Linked DNA regions of Mus musculus: region 2 is linked to region 1. Evidence: chromatin contacts called from ENCODE Hi-C or POLR2A ChIA-PET data. All regions are on one chromosome and are shown on one strand. Each heading gives the region's core, a stretch centred on a gene start or an enhancer-like site at or near the end of the contact. The rest is flanking DNA. Distances are from core to core; before and after follow the strand shown.

Region 1 (6,314 bases), core at 3,374-5,873:
AAAGAGAGCAATGACTGAACCCACTGAAAGAAATTATTTGTTTTGAATCATTCTTAATTGTTCCTGTAAACAATTCTGCTTTGGCCTGGGAGATGGTTCACCATATAAGGGTGCTGACAGCCAAGACTAAAGACTTCAGCTCAATTGCAGGGAGGGATGGACAATCAGACAGAGAGACAGGCAGGCAAGCAAACTTTTTCTGAAGAAAAAAAAAAGCTCTCAAAAAAAAATGGATTAGGATTAGAGAGTGGCGTCAGCAGTTAAAACCAACGGCTGTTGTAGATTCTGTTCCCAGCATTCACATGGTGGTTCACAACTCCAGTTCTAGGGATTAAAGGTCCTGTCCTGACATACTCAGGCACCAGGAGCACCTGCAGTGCGCAAACATACACTCTGGCAAAAAGGATGCATAAAATGAAATTTAAAAGTAAATAAAAATTTAAGAAGTTCTGTTTTGCACTCAGAAAATTATTATATTCATGCAATGTACTATCCTAAGCAGTGTGCAACAGGTAAGAAAATATAAAACATAATGTATACCTTTTACTATCTATTAGCTTAAAAGTCATATACTAAAAATAAAAGTAATTCTGGCTGGTTTCTTCTGAATTAGTAACCTTGGATAATGGCAGTTCAGTTACATAAACATAATACAGAAAGTATGAAACTTTAACAAAATGAAACACTTCAAAAATTTACTATGTATGCTTAACTCAAACACTTCCCCCACAAATATAATAAAATTTATATTTCTGCAAGCAACAATTCCGGAGGTTTGTATCCATTACTTTTCTATTGATGTGATAAAACGCCATGTGATCAAGGGAACTTATAAAAGAATGTGTTAAGTTGGCCAGCAGGAACAGTTGAGAGCTAATGTCTCAAATCTTAAGTAGGAGGCAGAGAATGCTCTTTATAGTAAAGGCTGGTTAGACTTTGAACCAGCTGACACGACTCCTCCAACAAGGCCAAACCTCCTAATCCTTCCCAACAATTCCAGTAGCTTATTGACCATTCAACTACCAGAGACGAATAAGGAACATTCCACTCAAACCAACACAAGTTTGATTCATTTTGTCCCATTCTTTTTAAGTGGATTCTTAATTTTCCAATGTACAGCTAAAACTAATCTTTAATAAGACCTGTTTACACCTTAGCAAGAATTGATTTGGAGAGGGATCCATCTATGCTATGTTTCTCTTATAATAACAAACTTCTTTATACATAAAAACAATTTGAAAACCAAAAGGGACTTACATTTTTGATAATATAAATCTAAACTTCAAAGAGGCTTATATATCCTCTTTACAACCTCAAAGATGATTTATAATCTCATTACGGCTTATGAAGATGCCCATATTCTGTGCCCTTCCCAATTTTATGTGTTATTGAAATTTAAGGAATATGCCAATAAAATGTCTAAGACAAGGATGAACACTCTTACATCCTTTCATACATCTTAATGTTATCAATATTAACTTTTCTATCCATCACCTATCCACCTATGTGTCATAGGTAAATGTTCAATCCACACCACCATGTAAAGTGGAAATGGTGGTGTATGGCTGCACTCCCAGCACTCAGGAGATCAAAGTGAAAGGTCATTGTAGGTCATATAGTGAGTTCAAGTTCATTCTGGGCTATCTCAAAAAATAAAGTAGGGTCTAAAGAGATGGCTAAGGAGTTGAGAGTTCTTGCTGCTTCTGCAAAGGATCAGGGTTTGAGTCCATCACCTATGTAGCAGTTCACAATCATCTGTAACTCCAGTTACAGAGGATCTAATGTCTCCAAAGACACAGACTTACACACAAGCAACATACTCAAACATATAAAATAAAATTTAAAAATTGATCCGGGCACCGGGCGGTGGTGGCACATGCCTTTCATCCCAGCACTTGGGAGGCAGAGGTAGGAGAATTTCTGAGTTTGAGGTCAGCCTGGTCTACAGAGTGAGTTCCAGGACAGCCAGGGCTACACAGAGAAACCCTGTCTTGAAAAACAACCACACCAGCAAAAAACAAAAATTAAAAAATTAAAACCAACAACAAAGCCTAATCAAACTACAGTGAGATCCCCTTGATCTACCAGTATGACTCAGGCTTTCCTGTGTTCTGTGATAATGGGTACTGACCTCAGGATCTTGTGAATGCAAGCTAAGTGCTTTGTCTAGGATCCACAGCTACTCAGAAGAGCAAAGTGAAAGGTCATTGTCTGAAAACAGTGGAACGAGTGGAAAGCTCCTGGGAATTTAACATTTTGGAAAACTAAAATTGTAAGTATCTTTAAAATGTAAGATTGAGCCAGTGTATGCAATCCTACAACTCCAAGGGAGATAAGTGCACGTGGGGCATAGACGAAGGCTCAGATATCAACATTATTGCCAATACAGCCAAACTAGAAACAACCTGGATATGCATCAGGAAAACTGAAGAAGAACTGAGATGGATTCAAGGAACATGGACCAAAAGAAAATGAAGACAGCATGGCTCTCTGCATGCCGTGAGCAGCCATTGTCACAGTGACAAGTCAAAGAAGCCAGAGATCCAAAAATATGCACTTCATGGTCCTAGTTATTAAACCGCTAAAACAGCAAAACTAAGTAAGTAAGCTCCAGTGTTAAAAGAGAGAAGACATCATTGGGGAAAAGAAGGGGACCAGGTGCTTTTGGTCTGCTTGCCAAGTTCTATTTCCAGGGCTGGATGGCTGTGAAACAGGTATGTTTACTCTGAGGTAATCCATTCAGCTGCACACGTGTGATTTGTATACTCTTCTACGCGTTGTATGTAGTTCATAAAAAGTTAACAAGAATAGTGCATATTAAATTGTGCCGAGTGCTTTTCTAGCGCCTATGAAAACAATCGTAAAAATTCCCCAGAAGTCTGTTAATACAGGGCACAGTCTAGGACCAACAGAAAAGGATAAACTATAAAATAAAGAGGAACTTAACCAAAAGCATCAATAACTACTTTATGAAATTAACCATTATCTACAAGTATGCTCCATATGCTGTCCTAGAAATGACAGGAGTCCACATTGGAATAACAGCTTTTAAAAAGTTAGGTTTCACTGGATAAGCTCTGCTGTTGAAAGCAGCAGAGAAGCCCACAGGCTCACCTAATCTGGACTTCCTGAGCAAACAGACACCCTTAGGAGACATGTAAAGAAAGCACAATAAATTATATCAGCAGAAGTCAAGTTGTGGCCCACTCTTTTAGTCCCAGCACTTGGGAACAGGCAGACAGAGCAGGGTTCGAGGCCAGCCTGGTCTACAGAGCTAGTTCCAAGACAGCCAAGGCTACACAGAGAAACCCTATCTCAAAAAACCAAACCAAACCAACCAAACAAGTTATATTAGCAGATAACCTAATTAGAACAATTCTTTCATTCTGAAATAAATCTACTATAGTATCAATATATGTTTATATTTCGTTTATACTGTGGTTAGTCCTTAAATTATGGCTTGGTATAGAGAAAAGTATTAAAATATTTGGGTTATTAACTCTATGATCATCAACCACTAATATATTTGTTTTTAATTATTTTTCAGTTGATTCTTGGTGTTTGTAAATGATGTGTGGTGTTCATTCCTAGCCTACACATTGAGGCCAGATGAAAACTTTGTGGAGATGTTTTTCTCCTTGTACGATTTCATGGGTTCTAGGGATTAAACCTGGTCATCGGGTTTGCTTAGAAATCACCTTCACCTGCCTCTCTCTGCTGAGAAATCTCGCTGACCTCTTAGGTTGACACTGGTTTTACAAAACTGTAGTCAATTTAATAACATTGTAAATAATATTCCTTTTATTAGTATTTGCCGATCTCAGTCATCTTTATCTGAATCTCATTATCTAACTTAGAACTCTAAAAATCCAACCTGCTCACTGAGCTAAGAATATAAAAGCAGAAAAGGTAGTTCAGATTTAAAAATTGGGATTGCAGGACCTTAAGATTTCTAAATCTCCAGTATTACATATGTTGCTTTGTTCCAGATGGGAAAGATGAAATATGCAATCAGTGTGACATATGCGATACAAAGGTATATAAAATTAGACCCCACATCTCCCACATCCCTTGCTCCCTACACCTTAAAGAATCTTGACTAATAGAAAGCTCCTAAAATAAAAATGAAGTGATATAGGCATTTTTTTAACAAATGTTATTTGAAAACATTTCAATAACCACAATATGGACAACTACCATGAAGCTTTAGCCACTGCTGTTTACTGTATAAATAAAATAATTCCATAGAGCTTATGCTGGCTTTCGACTTGTCTACAACTAAAAAAACAGTCCACACAATGCTTTGTAGAAAATGCCTGACATCAGGGCTACTTTTTTTTTTTAATCAGCTGAAGACAATAATGAGCCAAATGCTTCTATATCCTTTAGTATATATTTTGCATATGGGCAATAAAATGTTACAAAACATTTTCCATTTTAAGCTTGTTATTTGGCATAAAATCTCCCACAGAGCTTAACTTATTATTATTATTTGCTACAGACTCTTCCTAAAAGCAAGAGCAGCCCATTTTCTCCAGATGACTCATTGACTAAAGGTACAGCCGAATGAAGTGTTCCAACTTGAAATACCAACAGCTAAATATAACCTTCCACACAACATTAGAAAACTCGATCTCTTTAGTCTAAAAGAGATCGTGAAGGGTCACTCTCCCCAAACCCAGGAAGCTCCTGAGGTGATCAGCAACAACAAGAAAAAACCAAACACCCGGGCCTTTAGGAAAAGAACTCAGAAAACTAAAATGCAAAATCTTCACAAGTCATAAAAACAAACAAAACAGTTGGCGTTTTCTTTTCATTCTTTAGGCAAATTGCTAATGCCATACGTAACCTTGTCAAAAAAATGCCAAATTTACAAAGCCATCCAAAGTGTAAACTTGAAAAGGTTTTGGCCATTACACAAGTGAAACCCAGTTATAGGTGCGTCACTTGAAGTTACCCTTCAGAAGAATAGGGAAATACTTAGTCTTATAAAAGGGTTATTTTTTTCTAGATGCCTATCTTGAATATAAATGTAGCATCTAACACTGACTATCGGAAGTACTGATAGTGTTTCAAGTGAGAAGAAAGCAAGCTAGCATGAGCCCATTACAGCAGGTGACACCTGAGCAGGGCATTCCAGCAGGTGACACCTGAGCAGGGCATTACAGCAGGTGACACCTGAGCATGGCAGGAACTGAGGAATGATGTTAATTTGCAACCGACATGGGGAAGCTGAGAAACAACTTCTGGCCACCTGAGTCCTTGGGTTTAGGACCATTAAGGCCCAGCCAAGCTCCTGTTCTTACATGAGTCCAGTTTGGAAACATCACTGAATTCCATTTGTAGTCAAGATTACTCTAGTTACACTTCCCGTCTCTTGGGTCTATGAATCCTAAACGCATGCAAAATATTATGCTAAGAAAGAACGAGGTGATTTTCCAGATGGTTACAGGAAGACATGGATTTTCAGGTATATTATGACATCATGTACTTCATCTTCCCCATCTCCAAATGAGAATTCTTTATGCCCCACCATGGGTACACTGTGCCTGCTTCTTTTGGAGAAGACATAGGCAGCTCATCCCCTCCCGAGCCTAGCTCCAGAAGATTGAAACACTCTTCTGGCTCTAGGACACACTGGACACATAACCACACAAAGAGACACACACACTAATGTTTAAATTAAAAAATAAAATCTAAGAAAGAAAAAAAAAATAGGAGGGGAGGCAGTCATCCAGAAAATATCAATGTCTGACATAATGTATTTCTAAATCAGATAAATTTTAAATGCAAACTGTTTTTATTTAAATTTTATAAAAAATAGATTCATATAACACATGAATTTACTTTTATAGTTTTGTTTTCCACTGAGTCAGTAATTCATTTGTCATTTACATACATAACTTAGTTAATAAGACATAGTGCCCACCTGGTTCTCCTATTTCTCGTTTCTTTATTTCTTGTTCTTCTGGCCTAACCTTTAAATGTAGATTTCCTTGACCCCTAGCTTGTCTCTTCTCACCTAGATCTATTTTGAATGACTGTATCCACACACTCCCATGTACAACTCCAGCAGTACTTACACTGAGGTTTAGGATAAAGGGTGACCTACACTGAAACCTCACCTCTTTGATACCCAGACAAGTGACTGTGAACAAATGCAGCGCCTCTTGTTTCTCATCTGAGAAGCTTACAAGAATCATAGCAGCAGCATTTGAAATGTATATAAAGAAAATATCTAAAAATAAATAAATAAATAAAAAGAAAAGATAAAAAAAAAAAGAATCATAGCAGCTACTTCATGTGGCTATGTT
Region 2 (6,415 bases), core at 3,369-5,868, 590 kb before region 1:
TCTCCAGAGAATCGAGAGAGATAGAAGAGCTCAGCAGATACGGCGCTTGCCACACAAGTATGGGAGCCTGAGTCTGAATCTCCAAGCTCGAATACAGCTGGACCTGTAGTGGGATGAGAGGGAGACACAGAAGAGTCCCTGGGAGTTAGTGGACCTGACATATGAAATGGAAGACAAAAAAACAAGATAACCTATTTCAAACATGGTATAAGGCAAAGACATACACACACACAGATGTGGGGGTAGGGTGGATAAAAGAGAAAGACGAGGAAGGAAAAGTTAGTGGAAGTCTTATGTGATATATGCACATTTTATATATATATATATATATGTATGTATATGATATACTATATATGATATCTAATATATCATGTATACCATATACTAGATAGATAGATAGATGGTATGTATATGTTGATATATATATTATATGTGATATATGATATATAATTATATATATAGTGTGTATATGTATATGTATATGTATATGTATATGTATATGTATACTTGCTTTTGAGTGCTGCCCAGTATCTCCTGAGAGCCTATAGGACTTACCAAATTCCCAGAGAGCACAGAACCAGGCTGCATTGTCGCACACTTCCTATGAAATGTGCTGGTGTTAGTGACCAAGGATGTGTTCCCCATGTAGATGGCACATTCACAGCCTGCTCTCCCCCGCCCCCAGACAGGAATGAGACACGTGACAGAGCAGCAGATTTTACAGCATGCCCTGTCATGCTGCTCCCTTAGCCTGGGATATCAGACACCCTGACTTCTGACCTCAGTGTCTTGCCCATCAGACAGCTGCTTTGGGGGAAGTGGGTTGAGCAGGGCTGCAACATTGCACAATTTGTCATGATATCCACAGAATCGTCCGTGTCATGAGGGCCCTCAGAGATTTGCAGTACACAGGCTGTGCAACTGTACCCAGCAACCCCATGGCTGAGGCCCTGAAGTGAGGGGGCTGTGAAGTGGGGTTATCTCTCTCCATAAGCCAGGGATAGCAAGCCAACCCTCACAGTTTCTCCTTGTACGTGTACCCATTCAGCCTGGCAGAGAACGGAGAGGTGACAGATACAGGGTTAGGTAACAGCCCTTGCTCCTGTCCTAAAGTGCCAGCCAGCCTAGGCCTTCATTTACCTGCCTGTAGTGTGAAGGTTCTCTCTCCTCCAGAGCCAGTCCTTCCGCTCTGCCGCCAGGCTCTGCCAGTTTGCTACTCTTGCCCTGGCCCTGATGGCAGCCTTAGCCCAAGTGGACGCCCAGAAGATGAAAAGGGCCCAGCGTGGCGCTCACCGTCGAACCCGCCACTCCAACAGCCTCCTCCAGCATTCCACGTGCCCTCTCAGCCACTGTCTTCAGTTTCCACAGGTGGGAGTGGGCTGTCTGTCAACTAGTCTTTGAGGCTCTTGTGACAGGGTCCCCAAGTCCTCTGATAGGGTCAGGGAGAATGGTTCTCAGTGTTCTCCCCGGCTCTCCCTGAGGCTCAAGGAGTTCAGTGGACATAAGGCTGAGGGTGTGTGTGTGTGTGTATCTGGTAGTGCTAGAGAGCATTATTGTATGGGTATATGATTAGAGCATCTGGATTAAAAAGGATACTTTTTAATCTCAAATCCAGTGGCCTCTCACTAGGCAGACCCCTGGGGCACCTGTCTTTGAGGGAGAGACAGAGGGCAGTGGAGGGAGAGCTGCTCCTGGATAAAAGCCACTGAGTGCACAGACCTGCTCCATAGTCCCTTGACAGCTGTGTCTGTCTATGCTCTGTCTGTCTGTCTGTCTGTCTGTGCCTGACCGGAACCTGCCAGATGGTGAGCTTGCACTTCTCACCCTGAAATAGAGGCTCCTAGACCTATGCTCTGATGTCCTTCTAGTATGTGCTTTGACATAGTCTCATCTGTGTCTTCCAGCATAGATCCCATCAGCTCTTTATCTCTGCCCTAGTTTTGAGTAACCTCTGAAAGCCAAGGGATTTGGGGGTTGGGAGGTATTTGGGGCAAGCTGGAATGGTACTCAGGGTCTCAACCACACTAGATAAGTGCACTACCATTGAACACCACCACCCAGTCCTAGAGAGGTGGTTTTCTGTTTTGTTGTATTGTGTTTTAGACAAAGTCTTACTGTGACTGTCTAAAACATCTGGCTGGCCTAGAACTCACTATGTAGACCAGGCTGGCCTTGAACTCAGAGGTCTGCCTGTCTCTGCCCCTGCCTCTGCCTCCTGAGTGATGAGATTAAAGGTGTACGCCACCATTCAGGCTCTAAGGGGAATTTTTAAGGTGGTTTGCTTGCTTTTCCTTTTCCCCACCCAGCTACCCAAATACACTCATCCCACACACCGCAGGCAACCCTCTGAGCTTCCTGTATCCTGAACATTAAGGATACATGTACAAGGAGAAAGGGTGAGGATAGGTTTGGGCCTCAGCCATGGGGTTGCTGGGTACAGTTGCACAGCCTGGGTTTAAGGAGGAAGTACCTGGCTGAGCCTAGGGCTGACCAGGCCATGGGACCAATGGACAAGTTGGGAGTGGCAAGGAAAGGCAAAAGGGAGACGACAGCATGCTTTATAATTAAACTCAAATAAAAAAATAGAAACAGCATCAGGTGTGCGGAGCCAGGCGGCTAGAATCCAGCGGCACAAGCTGTGGGTCGGAGAAGACTACAGCCCGGTCAGGATCTCCCCACAGGTGGGTGAACGACCCTAAGCAGAGACCCCTGAGAATACTGGGTACTGGGGCCCAGGGCATCTATGCCTGCTTGTGTGGGCAACTGTGAGGACTGGGTTGGGGGACTCCAAATGGGTCAGAGGTAGAGGCACAGAACCCTGCCTCTCGCCACCGTGTGACCTTGGGCAAACTGCTTTTATCTCTCTGAGGCTTGATTTTTCTCATCTGGAAAGTGGGGATGTTGATACTGCCTGCTTCGTGAGAGAACAGGGTGGACTCAGCGTGAAGACACGAGTCCTGGGCTCTGTCTGGTCTGTAACGTACTTCCTCAAGCTGGGAATATAATTACGAAACACAGAGATCCAGGTGAAAACTCCACAGGCCATAGCAATCTACCCTCTATAGGTCTTGGCTGAGCCCCGAAAGGATGAGACTGATTGGAGCAATGTCCATAACGTGATGCCTCATTTATGTGGCACCTGCCCTGATGCAGGGCCTCTGGGAGGTGCATCTCACTTATGATGTCATGAGAGTCTCCCAGCAGCTCCTGGTGAAGACTCAGGCTCACAGACTCCCACACAGGTCTGTCTCCCTCCAGGGATGCAGGCTGGGCAGAGACCACTGCAGTCTGCCCTTGGCATTTACCTGCCAAAGTCTCTTTCCCAGACACCTCGATGTCCTTCTGTGAGAACGCTAGCCCCACTTGGTCTGTGCTCCCTAAGAGAAGAGGGGAGACAGAGAGGGAACAGCAGAGGAGACCAGGAGAAATGTGTTCTGAGGTTACAGCTAAAGAGGTAGGTGGCAAACAGCTGCCACGTCCCAGGCTGCTGAGCAAGGCCCGAGGTATGCAGGGTGGTATTCTAGAAGGCTATCCTGGGACAAACTGAAAGACAGACAACAGAGAGCAAGCTAGAGATGCTACTAGTGCCAACAAAAGGTAAGTATGTGTAGCTCTGTATACAGAGGCAGTGTGGGCAAGAAAGCCACTGTTGACAGAAGCAACTTCTCTGCTGAAGTTTCAGGGAAGTAGAAGCCAGGTAGCACTAGAGAGCCACGGGAGGACTATCATGAATGTGAACAGGGGCCTGATCCTACAAGACATTCAGCCATGGCTCCTTCTGACATAGCTGGGCCCTCCCTACACCAGGGGGTAGCAGAATCCCTGGGCTTTCTTTTGGGGGGGGTGCCTAAAGCTTAAGGAATGGCTCACTGAGTGAGCTGCTGGGCCTGGCTCTGATAGGTGAAAGGAACCCTCAGTGGACCAGAGCAGATAGCTGGGCTACATATAGCCCTAAGTAGGACCTGACCAGGAAACCCTAAGTCTAAGAAAAATCTTTCCTACAGGTCTGAGTTAGACCAGGGAAGTTAAGGACATCCCCTAATCCCCACCACCGAGCTCCTGGGACACAGTTGGGCTGCCTAGCAGCCACTGGCCACTAGAGGGCAGACTTACCCCATGCCAAATTGAGCAGGCCTGTGAGGGGCCTACGGTTTCCCGAAATCCCTGTCTAGTTCCACTCATAGCTGGAGGAGTCTAGCTGGTGGCCTCAGGCCAGAGTGGCTATTGGACTTCCCTGGATTCAGAGATCCTCCACCCTAATATTCCTTTCCCTGGTGTTACTTCATATAGCGTCATTCCCTTCTCTTGCAGCCAGCAGAATACCAGAGAGCAGAGAAAAGAAACTAAGGCCCAGATAGGAATGAAAACTTGCCTAGGTCCCAGGATATATCCTTGTCAAATTTTAAGGGGAGTCTGTTCCCTAGGCATCTCTTCAGGTGGTCCCCATCTTCAGGACAAGTGTTTTCAATAGCAGAGACACCAGGGAGAGATGTTAGGCCACTGCTCCTGTCCCCGCAGCTCAGGTCTGTCTTCATCTTGCCCCACATCCCCATTGGCTCACATGCATGGACCTGGAATTCTAGGCGCATAACAGCATTTGTGTTCTGGATGGAACCTGCTTTAGGACTGTTCCACTCAGCCTGCCCCTGCACCTAGTCCCCCATTCCTGGCCCCAGACCATGCCCTAGGTAGGTGGCAGGCCACTCAGCCTGCCAGAGAGGTCACAGAGGGGGATGAGGGAGAAAGGCCGGCCCTCTCTTCCACCCAGCTCATCATCCACTGGCTGGGTGAGTGTGGCCAAGCCAGTGGCCTCCTGGGTGCCCATCTCTTTTTCTGGTTTTGGCAGTGCCTGCCAGAGGGAAAAGGCATTCTACCCAGTCTGTACCTACTCGAGTTACTCTTTGAGGGGACCAGGGGTAGTTGACCAAGGTAGGTTCCCCTTCCCTCTAAGGTACCAGGCTCAGGTTCTGGTGCCTCTGACACCTCAGCTCTGCAAGGGCCCAGATGGACTAAGCCAGATGACTCCAGACATAACCCACTCCTTCCGGGTGAGGCCTGTACAGGTGTACTGGCCTGAACCACAAGGGTAAGGAGGAAAAAAGCCCGGGGCCTGTAAGTGGATGTGTAGCTCATCCCTGACAGCTCCCTAGAGGAGACACATCAGTTGGTGACCACCCTCTGGCAACTGGAAGGCTTGGGGAATGAACTGAAGGCACACACTGGATATCAAGCTCAGGGTAGTCTTTAGCCATTTGTCATTTGTCATTGGTGTCAGTGTGAAACATGGAACACAGCACAAGGGATACAGCCTGCTTATGAGCGACACCAGCTCACTTGGTGTGAACAAGCTGACTAATGCCCACTTGTGGCTGGACTGTAACCCTGGACAGTGCTTTGACCTCCTCTAGCATCAGCCTTAGAAACAGCCAGGGTGGGAGCTACAGATGAGCTGCCTGGCTTTGGAGGGACATCCTAGGTCCTCTCCAAGAGCCTCCGCCAGCTGGGGTTTCCAGTGACTAAAGGGGTACGGTCTGCACAGATTAGCCCTACAGAGATTCCCCACGGTCCCTAAGACCAACATTTCTAACATCCGTTGCCTCAGGAAAGGTACGCTTAGCGCCATGGAATTGACAAGAGAGTTCTAGTTCTCCTTGTTCCCAGGGAAAAGGTTCTAGGTTCCAGGCCAGCTGAGCCGGGTAATAGCCTCATTCAGCATAGCTGAGGCTGGCCCCCACAGCATCCCACTGGCTCCTGGTACTGCAACACAGGTCTCCCTGTCCACTGGACCCACGCTTGGGGAGCCTGTTCCAGCTACTGTCCTGTTTACTCTGTTCCCAGAATGGACTCGCTACAGAAGCAGGAACTTCGGAGGCCAAAGATTCATGGGGCAGTCCAGGTGTCCCCCTACCAGCCACCCACACTGGCCTCTCTGCAGCGATTGCTGTGGGTCCGTCGGACTGCCACACTGACCCACATCAATGAGGTCTGGCCCAACCTTTTCTTGGGAGATGCGTAAGTAAGACCCATGTAGGGGTTTAGGGTGGCTGATGGGTGGGAGTACCAGGATAAGCCTCCTCCAGATGGCCCACAGTGCTTCTCACCGCTGCCTGCATTTGCCTTTCTCATGTTTGTTTGGAAACATACAGTTTCATCTTTCAGGCCATGGAATAGAGAATTCCTTGTATCCTAGAAGTGACCTGTTTTAGTGGATAAACCACACTTCAAGAGACAAAGCTCTCTCTCTTCTCTTCTTTTCTTTTGTACCCCTGGTTGGCTCGAATTCCCTATGTAGCTGAGGATACCTTGAGTTTCTGATCCTCCAGCCTTCACCTCCAAAGAGCTGGTTTTACAAGTGTGCATTGCCACCATGCCTGTTTTATGCTGGTGATCACACCCAGGGCTTTGCACGTACTAG

Evidence for each region. A loop is a pair of places that touch in the nucleus more often than their neighbours do. ChIA-PET counts read pairs that join two places held with the same protein, here RNA polymerase II (POLR2A).
Region 2: a loop to region 1 is called in a map of mouse embryonic stem cell, with 3 times the contacts of the local background. The contact joins the promoter of Dusp13 here to the enhancer-like site in region 1. A Hi-C loop is called at or near these places in 23 of 37 maps with a recorded cell type or tissue (CH12.LX, CH12F3, ES-E14 and 9 more). POLR2A ChIA-PET finds 5 or more read pairs at or near these places in 2 of 5 experiments (Patski and embryonic stem cell).

What each region holds. Positions count from the first base shown.
Region 1 is chr14:21,148,745-21,155,058 of GRCm38, reverse strand. All of the region lies in intron 3 of Adk (adenosine kinase), which reads right to left. Among named protein-coding and RNA genes, the nearest start is that of Adk, 99 kb to the right of the region's middle. Within about 2 kb of position 4,623, at least 1 of the 3 ENCODE cell types and tissues checked has a DNase peak (open chromatin) inside an H3K27ac peak, as active enhancers do; it is left cerebral cortex, where a contact is called at or near this core.
Region 2 is chr14:21,739,701-21,746,115 of GRCm38, reverse strand. It overlaps Dusp13 (dual specificity phosphatase 13), which reads left to right and starts at 4,618. Exons shown (of 4, transcript NM_001374075.1): 1 at 4,618-5,086; 2 at 5,839-6,012. The coding sequence starts at 4,734.